2 separate regions of the Homo sapiens genome follow, and region 2 is linked to region 1. The links are chromatin contacts, found by Hi-C or POLR2A ChIA-PET in ENCODE. All regions are on one chromosome and are shown on one strand. Each heading gives the region's core, a stretch centred on a gene start or an enhancer-like site at or near the end of the contact. The rest is flanking DNA. Distances are from core to core; before and after follow the strand shown.

Evidence for each region. A loop is a pair of places that touch in the nucleus more often than their neighbours do. ChIA-PET counts read pairs that join two places held with the same protein, here RNA polymerase II (POLR2A). Pooled maps may share reads with other maps.
Region 2: a loop to region 1 is called in a map of ascending aorta, with 2.8 times the contacts of the local background. The contact joins two enhancer-like sites. A Hi-C loop is called at or near these places in 1 of 168 maps with a recorded cell type or tissue (ascending aorta) and 2 of 50 pooled maps. POLR2A ChIA-PET finds 5 or more read pairs at or near these places in 1 of 52 experiments (activated CD4-positive, alpha-beta T cell).

Annotation. Positions count from the first base shown.
Region 1 is chr3:41,218,157-41,225,465 of GRCh38, forward strand. It overlaps CTNNB1 (catenin beta 1), which reads left to right. Exons shown (of 15, transcript NM_001904.4): 2 at 5,865-5,925; 3 at 6,370-6,597; 4 at 6,798-7,051; 5 at 7,178-7,309. The coding sequence starts at 5,913. Among named protein-coding and RNA genes, the nearest start is that of CTNNB1, 22 kb to the left of the region's middle. RefSeq lists an enhancer at 6,252-7,309. Within about 2 kb of position 6,060, at least 3 of the 41 ENCODE cell types and tissues checked have a DNase peak (open chromatin) inside an H3K27ac peak, as active enhancers do; they include ascending aorta, where a contact is called at or near this core.
Region 2 is chr3:40,766,553-40,773,861 of GRCh38, forward strand. All of the region lies in intron 1 of LOC105377043 (a long non-coding RNA gene), which reads left to right. Among named protein-coding and RNA genes, the nearest start is that of ZNF621, 250 kb to the left of the region's middle. RefSeq lists a silencer at 1,932-2,132. Within about 2 kb of position 3,664, at least 7 of the 41 ENCODE cell types and tissues checked have a DNase peak (open chromatin) inside an H3K27ac peak, as active enhancers do; they include ascending aorta, where a contact is called at or near this core.

The DNA of each region.
Region 1 (7,309 bases), core at 4,810-7,309:
ATGATAGTTGGAATTACAAGCCCATTTCTCCTAATACTTTTAATCAAGTAATCCACTAATTGAAATATTACCTTCTTCATTTATGAAATTGCCACATTATATCTGGGTGTTTTTCTGCCTACTACAGTCTCTTACCCATTTCTTTCCTAATAATACAATACTTGAATTGCTGTGGTTGTTGATTTATAATGTTATCTTAATGATAACATTATAAATGTGATGGAACTGGTTCCTCCTTATAGTTCTTCTTAAATCAAGAACAAGACATATCTTCCCATTTACTCTCGTATGTATCTCATTTTACTGTTATGAATGAAATCTGTCCTATTTGTGTATAGGAAAATAGTTTTTGTATGTAATTGTGATATGGCCAGTTTTATTAAAAATTTGGTTAAACTAAGAGTTGTTTTCTGTTCAGCCTTATCATACTATAAAATCCACATAAAATGGGTATAAAAGTGTCGCAGGACACTGGGCTCAGATGATTCTCCCACCTCAGCTTCCCAAGTAGCTGGGACTACAGCGGCATATGCCACCACACCCAGCCAATTTTTAAATAAGTTTTAAAAATAGTATTTTTAGTAGAGACAGGGTTTCACCATGTTGCCCAGGCTGGTCTTGAACTCCTGGACTCAGACAATCCACCTGCCTTGGCTTCCCAAAGTGTTGGGATTACAGGTGTGAGCCACCACACCTTGCCGAATTGCAGCCATATTTAATACTTTTTTCCATCCTATTCCCTTTGCTGCCCCCAGGCCTCCTGTATTGATAGCCCGCTATTAAGAAGCTAGTGTATATTCTTTGCATACTTTTACTTCATAAACTATATGAAGCATTGTTCTGTTTTTTAACTTAATTGGTATAAAATTATATTTTGGAAATTCAGTATATTCTGTGAAAATTATTTAGAAAATGTGCCTCTGAGATAAAGCCTATTCAGGATGTATCTTAAAGGAGATAGCTGTGCTTTAACATTATCAGTCTTTTTGGCTGCTTATGTTAATATAAGTTGGAGAAAAACAGTCTGCTTTTTGTGATAATATGTTCTTGGAGATGGAGTGAAAGATTGTTTAAAAACATTGTCTTTTTTTTCCCCTGAAGTACCAGTATTTATTTTAGGATTATGTTACTGATCAAAGATGCTGTGTGGAGTTACTCATTGGTGAGACTAACAATAAATCACACATGCAAAGGATGTTACCATAATCTAATTATTTTAAACAGTAAAATTATATTCTAAGACATCCAGTTGGCCTATATGTGCTATATCAATGACTATCAAGGGGCTTTTTATGTATACTGTATACATGTACTTCACAAAAATATAAAAGGATGACATCAAAAATCTGGCAAGCCAAAAGCCTACATTACATGTAGCAAATAAATAAGCATATGAACTTATTGGAATTTAAAACCCTGTAGGATGGGCGGGTGATGGTATGTATGTTAGATGTGTGGACATATCTATTAAAAGTTGTGTCAGATAACAGCTGGTGCTGACAAGCCCTTGGTAAGATGGCAGCATGTTCAATATGTTCTGTGAAAATTATCTCAGTTTATGATCTGTCAGTATTGTGGAGCTATGCATGAAAGGACTTAAAATTCTTACCCTTAAACTCAGTAACAGTGTTTCTAGAACTTCTGGTGATATGGGAAATTAAGAGAATTATTTATATGCAAAGGTGTTTATTGCAGCATTGTTGGAATAATAGACAAAATGGGGAAGAACAAGCTCAGAATGGAGGAGGTAGCTTATAGTATAGACATACGATACAATCCAGATGATAATATTTTATAATAGTCTTCACAAGGAATTTTATATTTTTATTTTTAAAAATACATAGCAGTGAGTTTAATATACCAAACATACCAAAATGTCATCATTTACTGTGTGGTGGACTCATATGATGGAGATGATAAATAAAAATATTAATTTATTTGAGGCATATATTTATGGCTGAGGAAGGAAGACAGTTATGAAGAACAGCTCATTCTGGAAACATACTAATTTTTCCCAGCCATAAAGAGATTTCCTATTTCTTTTTTTTTTCCATTTACCTTCTGTTTCCTACCTGAGAAGATTTCATACTTCTAATAACCATTTGTGTACCTATTTAAAGACAGTACCAAAGGCATACATTTTAGTGTTTGGAGGACCAAGGGTCATTTGATGTTTGATGCTTATTGACTATTCGAGGATGACAAGACACCTTGAGAACACACACACCCACACCCACACCCACACCCTCACCCACCCACCCCACCCCCCTCCCCGAAGAAAGCTGTGAAGGAAGAAAGCAGAAAAGAACCTGGAGTGAGTTGTAACTTAAAATGTTAGTGTTGCATGAAGTGTGTTAAAACAGGAAGATTTGAGGAAATTGCATACATTTTCTAGATGGCAAAGTATTACTGGTGACAGTTAATGAAAATGCATATGCATGTGTTTTTAGATTTACAAATTTTACTAAGAACTTTTTAAAAATCCCTGAAGGTGTATCAAAAGTTTATCATGCTTATGAAATAGAGTAGCACTTTCTAACTTTAAAACGGGGAATAATTCTTTGGATCTTGATTATTGGAAAAGTGAATTATGAATTGCTAGTATAAAACTGTGGTTTTAAAATATGTCTGCTTTATATTTTTATGTAGCAGATTTACTCCTAGTTAATAATACTCAAACTTACTGAAAACTAAGGTAATTAAGATAATTCTGTCCTGATGGGAAGAGGAAAAATAACTTCAGTGTGAAATCTATTATATATTAGTTGTGGCAAGATTTCTCCCATTGACTTTGACTGGAGACATTTATAGGGTTAAAATCGGAAATAGCACGGTGAATTTTGAAGTATCCTTGTAGTTGGAAAGAGTATTATGTTCATATTGCCAAAAAAAAGATGCATGGATGCATTAGACTGGATGGAAAATACATGAGAAGTTGGCTAGCCCCCTCTTTGTCAAAACATCACTTGGTGGTGATAAAGCTGTTGGAAAACACAGCATTCTAATGTAGTCTGTAGTTTAATGATAATCTGTGTCTTGAAACATTTAGCGTAGTACTTATACAAACCTAGATGGCATAGTGTACTGCATGCCTAGCCTATATAGTATAGCCTGTTGCTTCTAGGGTGTAAAGCTGTATAGCGTGTTACTATAGGCAGTTGAAACAGTGGTATTTATGTATCCTTTTTTTTTTTTTTAAATTCTTTTAAGAGACAGGGTCTTGCTCTGTTGCCCAGGCTGGATGCATTGGTGTGATCATAGCTCACTATAACCTTGAACTCCTAAGTGATCCTCTTTGCCTCAGCCTCCCCAGTGGCTAGGACTACAGGCACATACTACCACACCTGGCTAATTTTTAACATTTTTTTGTAGAGATGGAATTTCGCTGTGTTGTCCAGGCTGGTCTTGGAACTCTTGTGCTGCAGCAATCCACCCGCCTCCCAAAGTGTTAGAATTACAAGCCACTTCGCCTGGCTTGTTTACCTAAACATAGAAAAGATCCAGTAAAAATACAGAATTAAAATCTTGTGGGGCCACTGTAGCATATGTAGTCCATCTTGACTGAAATGTCCTTATGCAGTGCATGATTGTACTTCATAATTTTTAAGCACTCCTCCCTCTTGATTGGTACTTAGTGGATTTTATCATTTTTGTTTCTTCATAATTCTTTCTGAAATGTCTACTGGTTGGACCTTTGATCTCCTGAATTGATCGTGATTTCTTCTGTTGTATTTTTTGTCTTTGTCATTTTTTTGTACTCTAGGCAGTTTTCTCAATTTTAGTTTCTATTCAACTTTTTGTTTTTATTTATTCTCTCCAGTATTTATGGAGATACTAAATTGAAGTGTTCTGTTTCTCTCTCCACCCTATCCCTAGTTTCAAGTTTTATCTCAGTTTCTATGGAGTCAGTTTTTTCGTTGCTTTAAAAAAAAATTTTCCTGAAGTGATTGGTAAGTTTTGGCTAATTGGGAGCACTAGAATTGGGCCCTTAATGGTTGGCAGGGTGTGGTGGAGGAGAGACAGCCCTTAGTCCAAAGGCTCAGGCCAGAAAAAGAAAGAGGAAGGCTTTCCTTTTCCTTTCCGGAGCAGGGTTCTGCCCTAGGTCTTGCTTGGCAGTCTATTTGATTTCTTTAGCAGTTAATGCTCAGTTTTTTGGCATATGTGGATCTGCCTCCAGAGCAGGTACAAGGTGAGTGAGTCTATGCTGTTACCTAATTAGATCCCCATTTCTACCCTTTGTTTTTACTTCTCTATCTACTGATAGGTTTTTACCCTCCTTCACCTCATAGGGTTGCAGTGAAGAGCAAGATGAATTTTTATTTATGTTGCATAAATTTTAAAAGCTAAAAAATATATATGTAATGTTGGGAAGTCCCAGTGTACAAATGGCTATTGTAAATTTGGAACATGAACTTGCTTTTTTCCATTGTAAAAATGAAATCATTATAAATTGCGGTCAAGTTACTAGGTCAGCCCACACAGAGTTTACCCAGTAATATGCGTAAATGTTTTGCCTTTGCATCAACAACAAGGAAAAACAGTACTATAAAAAAATGTTCCTGGAAGCCGGATGTATCAAAGCACTTCTGAAATAGCTATATAGCCTATAGACATGACCAGTTGGTTTCTGAGTCTGTTGACATTGGCCAAAGGAGAAGCTCAGTGTAGAACATGTTTGGAGTCTCCTTTTGCAGAAATACATTGGAGGCTGGAGTGGGGAACCAATTTTTCAGAAAGGTGGTGAAGTAGTTACATAGCCACTCTTTTAAAGACAGTCAAAAGATAGAAACTAAGGCCAGGTGTTGGCTCACATCTGAGATAGGAAAATCACTTGAACCTGGGAGGCGGAGGTTGCAGTGAGCCCAGTATGCACCTCTGCACTCCAGCCTGGTTTGGCAAGAGACCAAAACTCTGTCTCAAAAAAAAACAAAACATAGTTCACACTTAAATATTTTATTCCATATCTTTACATACCCAATATGTTAATTTATAGTTCAAGATGAACTTGTTTGGGACAGATTTTGTAATAAAGGAAATCGTGTTATTAGAAATATCTAGAGGCCATGAGCCCTTAAACTGTTCTAATTTGCAAGTAGTTCCCTGTGTGATGCAGTTTTTTTCAATATTGCACAATAAAGGCAAAATACGGACAAATTAGATGATAAGATTTATATAAATTTTTAAAATATTGATCAAAATATGTATCCATATTGGTAATATTTGTATTTATAATAAATCATTGCTGTAAATTTGAACTTAGAAAAATTTTACTAATAAAGGTGCTTTTGTGTTGCAAACTTTCATTTGAAAAGTAATTTTTCTTTGTACCAAAAAATCTAAAATTCGCTATTCTAGTCACCAAAATTTGCTTTATGAAAAATAATTTTTGATGGCACTATATCAGAAAACAACTTGTTAAAGAAAATGTGGAGTTTTTAAAATCCCACTGTACCTCTGTTATCCAAAGGGGATCTGTGAATTTTTCTGTGAAAGGTTAAAAAAGGAGAGACCTTTAGGAATTCAGAGAGCAGCTGATTTTTGAATAGTGTTTTCCCCTCCCTGGCTTTTATTATTACAACTCTGTGCTTTTTCATCACCATCCTGAATATCTATAATTAATATTTATACTATTAATAAAAAGACATTTTTGGTAAGGAGGAGTTTTCACTGAAGTTCAGCAGTGATGGAGCTGTGGTTGAGGTGTCTGGAGGAGACCATGAGGTCTGCGTTTCACTAACCTGGTAAAAGAGGATATGGGTTTTTTTTGTGGGTGTAATAGTGACATTTAACAGGTATCCCAGTGACTTAGGAGTATTAATCAAGCTAAATTTAAATCCTAATGACTTTTGATTAACTTTTTTTAGGGTATTTGAAGTATACCATACAACTGTTTTGAAAATCCAGCGTGGACAATGGCTACTCAAGGTTTGTGTCATTAAATCTTTAGTTACTGAATTGGGGCTCTGCTTCGTTGCCATTAAGCCAGTCTGGCTGAGATCCCCCTGCTTTCCTCTCTCCCTGCTTACTTGTCAGGCTACCTTTTGCTCCATTTTCTGCTCACTCCTCCTAATGGCTTGGTGAAATAGCAAACAAGCCACCAGCAGGAATCTAGTCTGGATGACTGCTTCTGGAGCCTGGATGCAGTACCATTCTTCCACTGATTCAGTGAGTAACTGTTAGGTGGTTCCCTAAGGGATTAGGTATTTCATCACTGAGCTAACCCTGGCTATCATTCTGCTTTTCTTGGCTGTCTTTCAGATTTGACTTTATTTCTAAAAATATTTCAATGGGTCATATCACAGATTCTTTTTTTTTAAATTAAAGTAACATTTCCAATCTACTAATGCTAATACTGTTTCGTATTTATAGCTGATTTGATGGAGTTGGACATGGCCATGGAACCAGACAGAAAAGCGGCTGTTAGTCACTGGCAGCAACAGTCTTACCTGGACTCTGGAATCCATTCTGGTGCCACTACCACAGCTCCTTCTCTGAGTGGTAAAGGCAATCCTGAGGAAGAGGATGTGGATACCTCCCAAGTCCTGTATGAGTGGGAACAGGGATTTTCTCAGTCCTTCACTCAAGAACAAGTAGCTGGTAAGAGTATTATTTTTCATTGCCTTACTGAAAGTCAGAATGCAGTTTTGAGAACTAAAAAGTTAGTGTATAATAGTTTAAATAAAATGTTGTGGTGAAGAAAAGAGAGTAATAGCAATGTCACTTTTACCATTTAGGATAGCAAATACTTAGGTAAATGCTGAACTGTGGATAGTGAGTGTTGAATTAACCTTTTCCAGATATTGATGGACAGTATGCAATGACTCGAGCTCAGAGGGTACGAGCTGCTATGTTCCCTGAGACATTAGATGAGGGCATGCAGATCCCATCTACACAGTTTGATGCTGCTCATCCCACTAATGTCCAGCGTTTGGCTGAACCATCACAGATGCTGAAACATGCAGTTGTAAACTTGATTAACTATCAAGATGATGCAGAACTTGCCACACGTGCAATCCCTGAACTGACAAAACTGCTAAATGACGAGGACCAGGTAAGCAATGACATAGCTAGCTTTTTAGTCTGCTTTGAAGTAAATGCTCAAGGGGAGTAGTTTCAGAATGTCTACCCAATACCAGTACTTGAAAACTAACGATGTTTCTGAATTCCTGTATTACAGGTGGTGGTTAATAAGGCTGCAGTTATGGTCCATCAGCTTTCTAAAAAGGAAGCTTCCAGACACGCTATCATGCGTTCTCCTCAGATGGTGTCTGCTATTGTACGTACCATGCAGAATACAAATGATGTAGAA
Region 2 (7,309 bases), core at 2,414-4,913, 450 kb before region 1:
TGCATATGACAGAAATAGACTCTGAGTGATATGACCAGGAAAAGAAATTCACTGAAAGAATATTGGGTAGCTGACAGGATCCCTGAGAGCTCTAGAGACTCAGGCTTGGGGTTGTATGTGGATAGATGGTAGCTTCACTGACAGAACCACAGCCAGTTTTGTGCCACAGAAATAGGTGTGTAATGGGGGATGCCCCTGCTAATGTGAATGGGTCACTGGCTTCTGAATTCTGCATTCACACCACCCCCACCATCATCAAAAGAAATTTTCCTCTGTTTCTGCTTCTTTGGGTGGCCAACTTCCAACTGAAAGTCTAGAGAGTGTGGGTGACCAAGCCCTGACCACTGGCTTGTGCCCTACCTGCATGGCTTATTGGCTTCTATTGTGAGAAATAAAATGGTGGAGAAGACCCTAAACATAGGACAACGAGCTTGGGACACTCACAAGCTTTCTTCCTCCCAAAAAGACAGAAGCGGCATATAGTTATTAAACATGTTAAATTAAGTTAACATGAACTTAGAAGATCTTTCAAGGTTAAGAGGAAAAAAAATTGGAAGAGACTAAAGGTCAAGTTACAAAGAAGGGAAAAAGTGATTTTGAGGGTCCTCAAGTTTCCATACATTAGTGTCTCCTTAGTTTGGATTTAAAATCAGAGCTTGGATATAAAAATGTGATCAAACCTTGTGTCCACCAGTTTTCTATATGATTAGGGTGACACATGTTTTGAAAGGAAGTACAACCTGGGATGCATTTCTGTTTGAAATGTTAGGGAATTAACAAGGGTGACCTGGCACAGGGACCTGTCATCACAAAACTTGGGAGACCCAAGAGAGCTTGGCAGCAGGTCAGGTGTCAGGCAAGGAACTTTCAGCCACTTTCATGGGGCAGGAGGAACGAAGTAACTTCCCATCCAAGTGGCAACCAATCACATGCTTATAAACAGATAGCACTTTTATGAGAAGCATGACCCCAACCTATACCTTTCTCCTAACCTTCTGATAGTGTGGGAAGGTCTTCAGGCACTGTGCTCAGGTCTCTTAGCAAAAAGAACCACACATATGTGTATGTGCTTGTACACACCCACACACATACAGCCAGGTCTACCAAGGTGGCCAGGTCTACTTTGGGACAAAGGAAACACAAAGATGGCAGGTTAGGTCACAGGATGACCTTGAAGGGCTGTACTCGTGACCTTGGACTCCCTACTCACTCTCTGGATTCCTGAGACAGAGGAAGAGGACCTCCAACAAAGAAGACATCTGGTCCTGCCCAGGAGAACATGGATTGGATTCAGAAAGGTGCTATCTGCAAGTGAACCTTGAAAGAGGACAGGATATTGCTACTTGAGGGAGCAGGAGAGATGGTGGACCACATGGGGGATGGGCATGGAAAAACTCCAAGTCCCCTGCCCTTCTCTTACAGTGATGTTCAGTGAAGGTCTGGGCCTTCCAATTATTCACTGAAATAATGAATTCCTGCTACTCTGATGGCTTTCCACGCCATGATTTGAAGACAAGCAATAAAAGGTATTTATGGCAGCATGAGATTTTATACTCGGAGTTGTAAGGGAAATCTTAAAAATGGAAGAGGTTGCTATGAGATTTTCCAAAGCACCTCTGAGTTTTCATGAGTCAAGCATGGTGATGATATGGCCCTTCCAGAGATAAGGGCTGTACCAAGAGAATTAACAGATCCAGAATCTTAATCCTGGGATTTTCTGCAGTTTCTTTGAAGGGTGATATAGCCCTGGGACTCAAATTGTGGAATGTCCCCACTGGAAGAGGCCCCTGAGAGGCACAGCAGGAGTGGAGGTCTTGGAGGGTGGGAGTCAGGATTTTACCTAAGGTTACGCAGTTAGCTGTGGCAGGAGTGGGTATAACGTGAACACAAATATGCTAGACCCAATTCTTCCAGATGCAAGACACAGAATGTCTTGAGGAAAAAAGGTTATTTGTTGGCTTACATCCCTGAAAAGCCTAAGGGTAGGCACAGTTATCAGGGACAATTGGATCAAGGCCCTTGAAAAATGTCCCTAAGAAGCTGCCTCTCCCCTGCTCTTGGCTCCGCTGCCTTTCAGATTGCATTCATTCTCAGGCAGGCTCTCTGTCATGGTGACTCCTGGAAACTTCACATGCTCATCCTTACAGCTCCAGGTTTAGCATAAACAAAGTGTCTCTTTCCTGGTTGACTCAGTAGAAGTCCCAGGATAAACTCTGATGTGATGACTTAGGTCATGTGCTCATCTCTGAGTTAGTCATTGGACTGGAGTTATGAAATATGCTGATTTGGCTGGGATCAGGTGGGCCTCACTGTCTCAAACCTTTGGGATTAAGAAGGGGGAGGTGTGAGATTTCCAAGGAAAATTTGGGAACTGTTTCTGACAAAAGGGCATCTGGCTACTTAGAAGATAAACCCACAGATGCCCACTACATTAGTTTATCTGCGAGTGAGCCTCATGGATTTCCTCTACACCAGCTGCCCTTTCCAGTACCATGGGAAAGCCTGGGTTTACTTTTTATGACCAGGTGCCCAGAAAGTTCAACCAGCAATCAGTGGTCATTGCCAGGCTGTTCAGGGAAAGGGCGGGAGGTAGGAGAACAATTAAGTCTGCCCTAATGCATCATCCTACCCCAAATGAAGAGCTTAAGCAGCTTATTGTTTTAACTGCATAACTCATTAAAAGAAAATGCATAGTTTTATAGCCCTCCTTGATTGAGACTACATGGCTCATTAATGTTTGATACACCTGCCAAGGACTTAGAGGAAGGCAGTGAGCCTGGTGCCTGTGGGCCAGTGGGCTGAGAGCCCCACCCAGGATGCCCACCCTAGGGAGCCTGAGAGCAGTGGAGCACACTGCTTGGCACTCTGGGGGCAACACTTGCCTGAGCAAAGTAGCACCTTGCAGGGAAAGACTGGGCAGGGGCAACAAATGTGAACATTGGTGCTTTCTCAAACCTCTGCTTTCTCAGAACTCTGGTTGGGGCTGAACGTTTTCACAGGCTGTGACTGAATGTGATAACTTGGATTTAATTGTCAGGCTGCAAGGCTTTTGTGGACAGAAAATTGAGATTTTCAAGACAGGCATGACCTTGGAAATCTTCTAGCTGGGGTCCTAGAATGGGTAAGAGATTTGCTTGAAGTCACACAACCATGAGTGCAAGAGCAGCTGGAACACTAGTGCTTTTTTTGTCACTATGATTTAGTGTTCTTTCTGCCTCCCTAACTAGGATATTATGACCTGGGGCCACAGAGATACACCATTCCTTCAGGTGGTGTGGCCCCAGCACTCTCTGTTCTCTGACGCTCTGTGGCTCCTTACAGCGGTGCCTGAGTGCTTCCTCTGGCTACAGGGCTATGCATGGTGGGTACACAAGGCACCAAGGAGTTAACCATCCCAGGAGCAGCCTTCAGCCAATGAGAGATGAGAAGTGGCAGATGAATATGCAATTCTTTACCCCTAGGCAGGACCACTCTGAGGCATGTGCTTCACTGTTACTCTCAAAAGTATGGTCCCAGGGCCAGCAGCATCAGCATCACCTGGGAACCTAAAAGAAATTCAGATTTTCAGGTCCCACTCACTTCAGACCTACTCATCAGAAACTCTGAGGGTGGGGCCCAGCAGTCAGTTTCAATATCCCTTCCAGGTGATTCTGACGCATGCACGAGTTTGAGGATCTACCCTTTACAGTCTCCAGCGCTTCCTCAAAGCCCTGTTTGCTCCCGTGATAACCTGCTTATTTATGTACCCTGCTTGTTCTCTCTGCTTCTCTTACTTCCCTAGTTTTTGACTGGTGCTTTCTGAGATCATTTCCTGAATAAACAACTTGCCCTCAAATCCTTGTTCCCCTGCTTCTGCAGGAAGCTGAATAGTACCAAGAGCTCCAAACACATCTGAGGTTTCTTTTTCTTTATAGCCACAGCTGGTCCTAGAATCAATGCAGGCTGATGCAAAGCCCTTGATAAGTCATAACATCTTGGGCCAGTAACTTAACCTCGTTGAGCTAAAGTTTTCTAACCGAGAGTCTAAATTTTGGTGACTGAAGGCCTAAGAATCAAAAGATGTGGGTGAGTGGAGTACAGTATTCTTTTCTAGTACACTCAGTATTTAGGGACTAAATGATGCCTCCTAGAGGAGGGCAGATCTCCCTTCCTAATAAATTTCTGCTGCAAAAATTTTCCCAGAGGCCATGAAAACTCTGGGAGAAAGGGACTGGGATGCTGGTCACTCACTTGACATCGAGTTTCAAAGGTAAATCGAATTATAGGAAAGTAGTTACAAGAGAGGGCTGCCTCCCTGAGGGCTTAGGACATCTGTATCAGTAAACCGCATTCCTTGAGGGTTCACTGGAGAGGACTGCTGGTCCCAGATATAGCATATGCCCAGATCCACCACCCCAAGGGCACGTGCCAGACCAAATGGCCACCACTGTGTACTGTAATTGTTGTAACCTGTGTATGAGCTGTGACACTAGGGGCTCAGGCGGTCAGTTGTGGAGCACCCCTCACCAAGGATGATACAGAGGGATGAGTGTCCTGTTTCTCACCATGGGAAATCCTCAGGATAATAAAGAAGGGTCTCCACCTGAGCTTTCAGAAGCAGGCAGCTTAGCAGTAAATGTGGGGTTGAGGAGTAAGATCTCAGTGCCAGTGGGAGGGGATGGTTTGGTAAAAACCAAATTCCTGTGATCCTGCCAGAAGGTTTAAAAAGCACCACAGATCGCTGACTCTCCCTTCCCCCCAGCAGCCTGGCAGACACTGAAGTAACTGAAGCCAGAGGCTGGCAAGGATGTTGGGAGCCAGAAGTTGCTGAGCTCAGTTTCAAGTAAGGCTACCGCCATCCAGCCCTTCCGCAGGCCAAAGCAGTGAGCACTTTGTATTTTGGAGAAAAAGTTATGAGAATTTCTGGCAATAAAGTAGGTAGAGTTGTTGCAATTTGGAATATTCATGTATACATATACACGCAATATACATTCATGTATGTATATTCACACACATACACATATATCTGCATGTGTACATACACAACCCCACTGAGACCCTCAATAGACAGAAAGGTAGACAAACCTCAGCTGGCTGTAGTGGGAACTGAGTAAGTTAACAGTAGTGCAACAGCTCAACACAGTGCCTGGCATGCAGGAGACAATAAATGTCAGGAGTATCCCCATAAAGGCAGAGGGGCAACCATATGGAATACAGTGAGGAGCAAGAATGTCTCAGACTCATGGATGCAGGAATCTGGAACACAGACATCCAATCAGCCAGTCTGACCTCTCGGCCCCCTCCCTCAGGTCCTCCATGGTCAGCCCAGCAGGCTCCATTCACAGATAAGGAATGCAACAGGCACCCCTGGAGTGTACATGTGGTGACCTGGGCCCCCAAGATTTTCCACTTTAATCCTGGTTTCACTCTCCACTGGAGACACAGGATTCCTGGTGTTAGGTCAATGGTCATTGCTATCAAAGCCAAGAAAAAGAAAAGCTTACAGCTTCTCAGTGTTAGCCTCTAAGACCCTGAAGATACACTTTATATCTCCCAGGGCTGCAGTAATATGCTATCCCACATACCAACATTGAAACTGGCTGTTCCAACCAAAGGCACCAACCAGTACCAATGTGTGGCCAGGCCACTCTGAAAAATGTACCAGGGTCACCAAACCACAAAAATCACTTCCTTTAAGCAACAACAACAACAATGCTGGGCGCGGTGGCTCACGCCTGTAATCCCAGGCTGAGGCAGGTGGATCACGAGGTCAGGAAATCGAGACCATCCTGGCTAACATGGTGAAACCCCGTCTCTATTAAAAATACAAAAAGTTAGCCGGGCGTGGTGGCGGGCACCTGTAGTCCCAGCTACTCGGGAGGCTGAGGCAGGAGAATGGTGTGAAGCCAGGAGGCGGAGCTTGCAGTGAGCCGAGATCGCGCCACTGCACTCCAGCCTGGGTGACAGAGTGAGACTACATCTCAAAAACAACAACAACAACAACGAAGAGTTGCTTTGTCACATTTTCAATTACAATTAAATGAAGAAATGGAATCAGCCACCACAAAATACTAACTATGAACTTCACATTTGCAGCCCTGCAAGTGTTGCTCTTCCTCAAAATACAACCTTGCTGGAATTTTCCCCTTCTCATCCTTCATTGGCGAGAATTAGTGATGAAACACTCCCATATGTTACTGACAAGAATGCAACCTTCTAAAAGGCTAGTATTTGGCCAGGTGCAGTGGCTCACACCTATAATCCCAGCACTTTGGGAGGCCGAGATAGGTGGATCACATGAGGCCAGGAGTTCAAGATCAGCCTGGCCAACATGGTGGAACCCTGTCTCTACTAAAAATACAAAAAAATTAGCCTGGCGTGGTGGTGCTTGTCTGTAATCCCAGCTACTCGCGTGGCTGAGGCACAAGAATTGCTTGAACCCAGGAGGCAGTGAGCCAAGATCGTGCCACTGCCCTTCAACCTGGGCAACAGAACAAGACCCTGTCTCAAAAAAAAATTAAATTGAAATAAAAGGCTAGAATTCATCCAGCTAGAATGGGGATATGAGAGTGAGGGTTTCTGCTGCACAACTGAAGTCCAGTGGACTCAGTAGCCCTGGATTGGTATAAAAATGCTAATTGCCTTGATTTATTGAGTGTCAGGGTGGTACATGCCTTCATACAGTATTGCTAGTTGTCACAGCAGCCATGCGGACTGCTAATTCCTTATCCTGTGATCTTAGGGTATGTAGGAGTTTCCAGATCTCTAACCCTGCTACTAGTGAGAGCCCACAATGTGCCACCCCCTGTACCTGCTATTAACAAGTGGTACTTCTAATATTGACCAATCTCATGGCTGCCAAACTGTAGTCTTACAAATGAGGAGAATAAAATGGAGCCGATATTAACTGTGTTGCTAATGAACGGTTACTGTAGAGGAAAGTTGTCCCTTCTATTTTTTCAAATCAGTAATTACAGGACACACATTTTAAAGGAAATAAACTAATATGAATTACTTCCAAATATGATTGGTAAAATAGATAATTCTTTCCAAGAAAATATATATTTTGTAATCTTGGCTTTTTAAAACAGCTTTAGCAAAGTATATTTTACATATCATAAAATTCATACATTTCTGGTGTATACTTCAATGCATTTTTAGTAAATTTATAGAGTTGTACAACAATCACCATAAATCAATTTTATGAGGTTTTCATGCCCCAATATGATCCCTTGTGCCAACTTACAATTAATGTCCAGTCCCACCCCAGCCCCAGGCAACTACCAATATACTTTCTTTCTCTGTAAATTTGAATCTTGGCTGTTCTTTA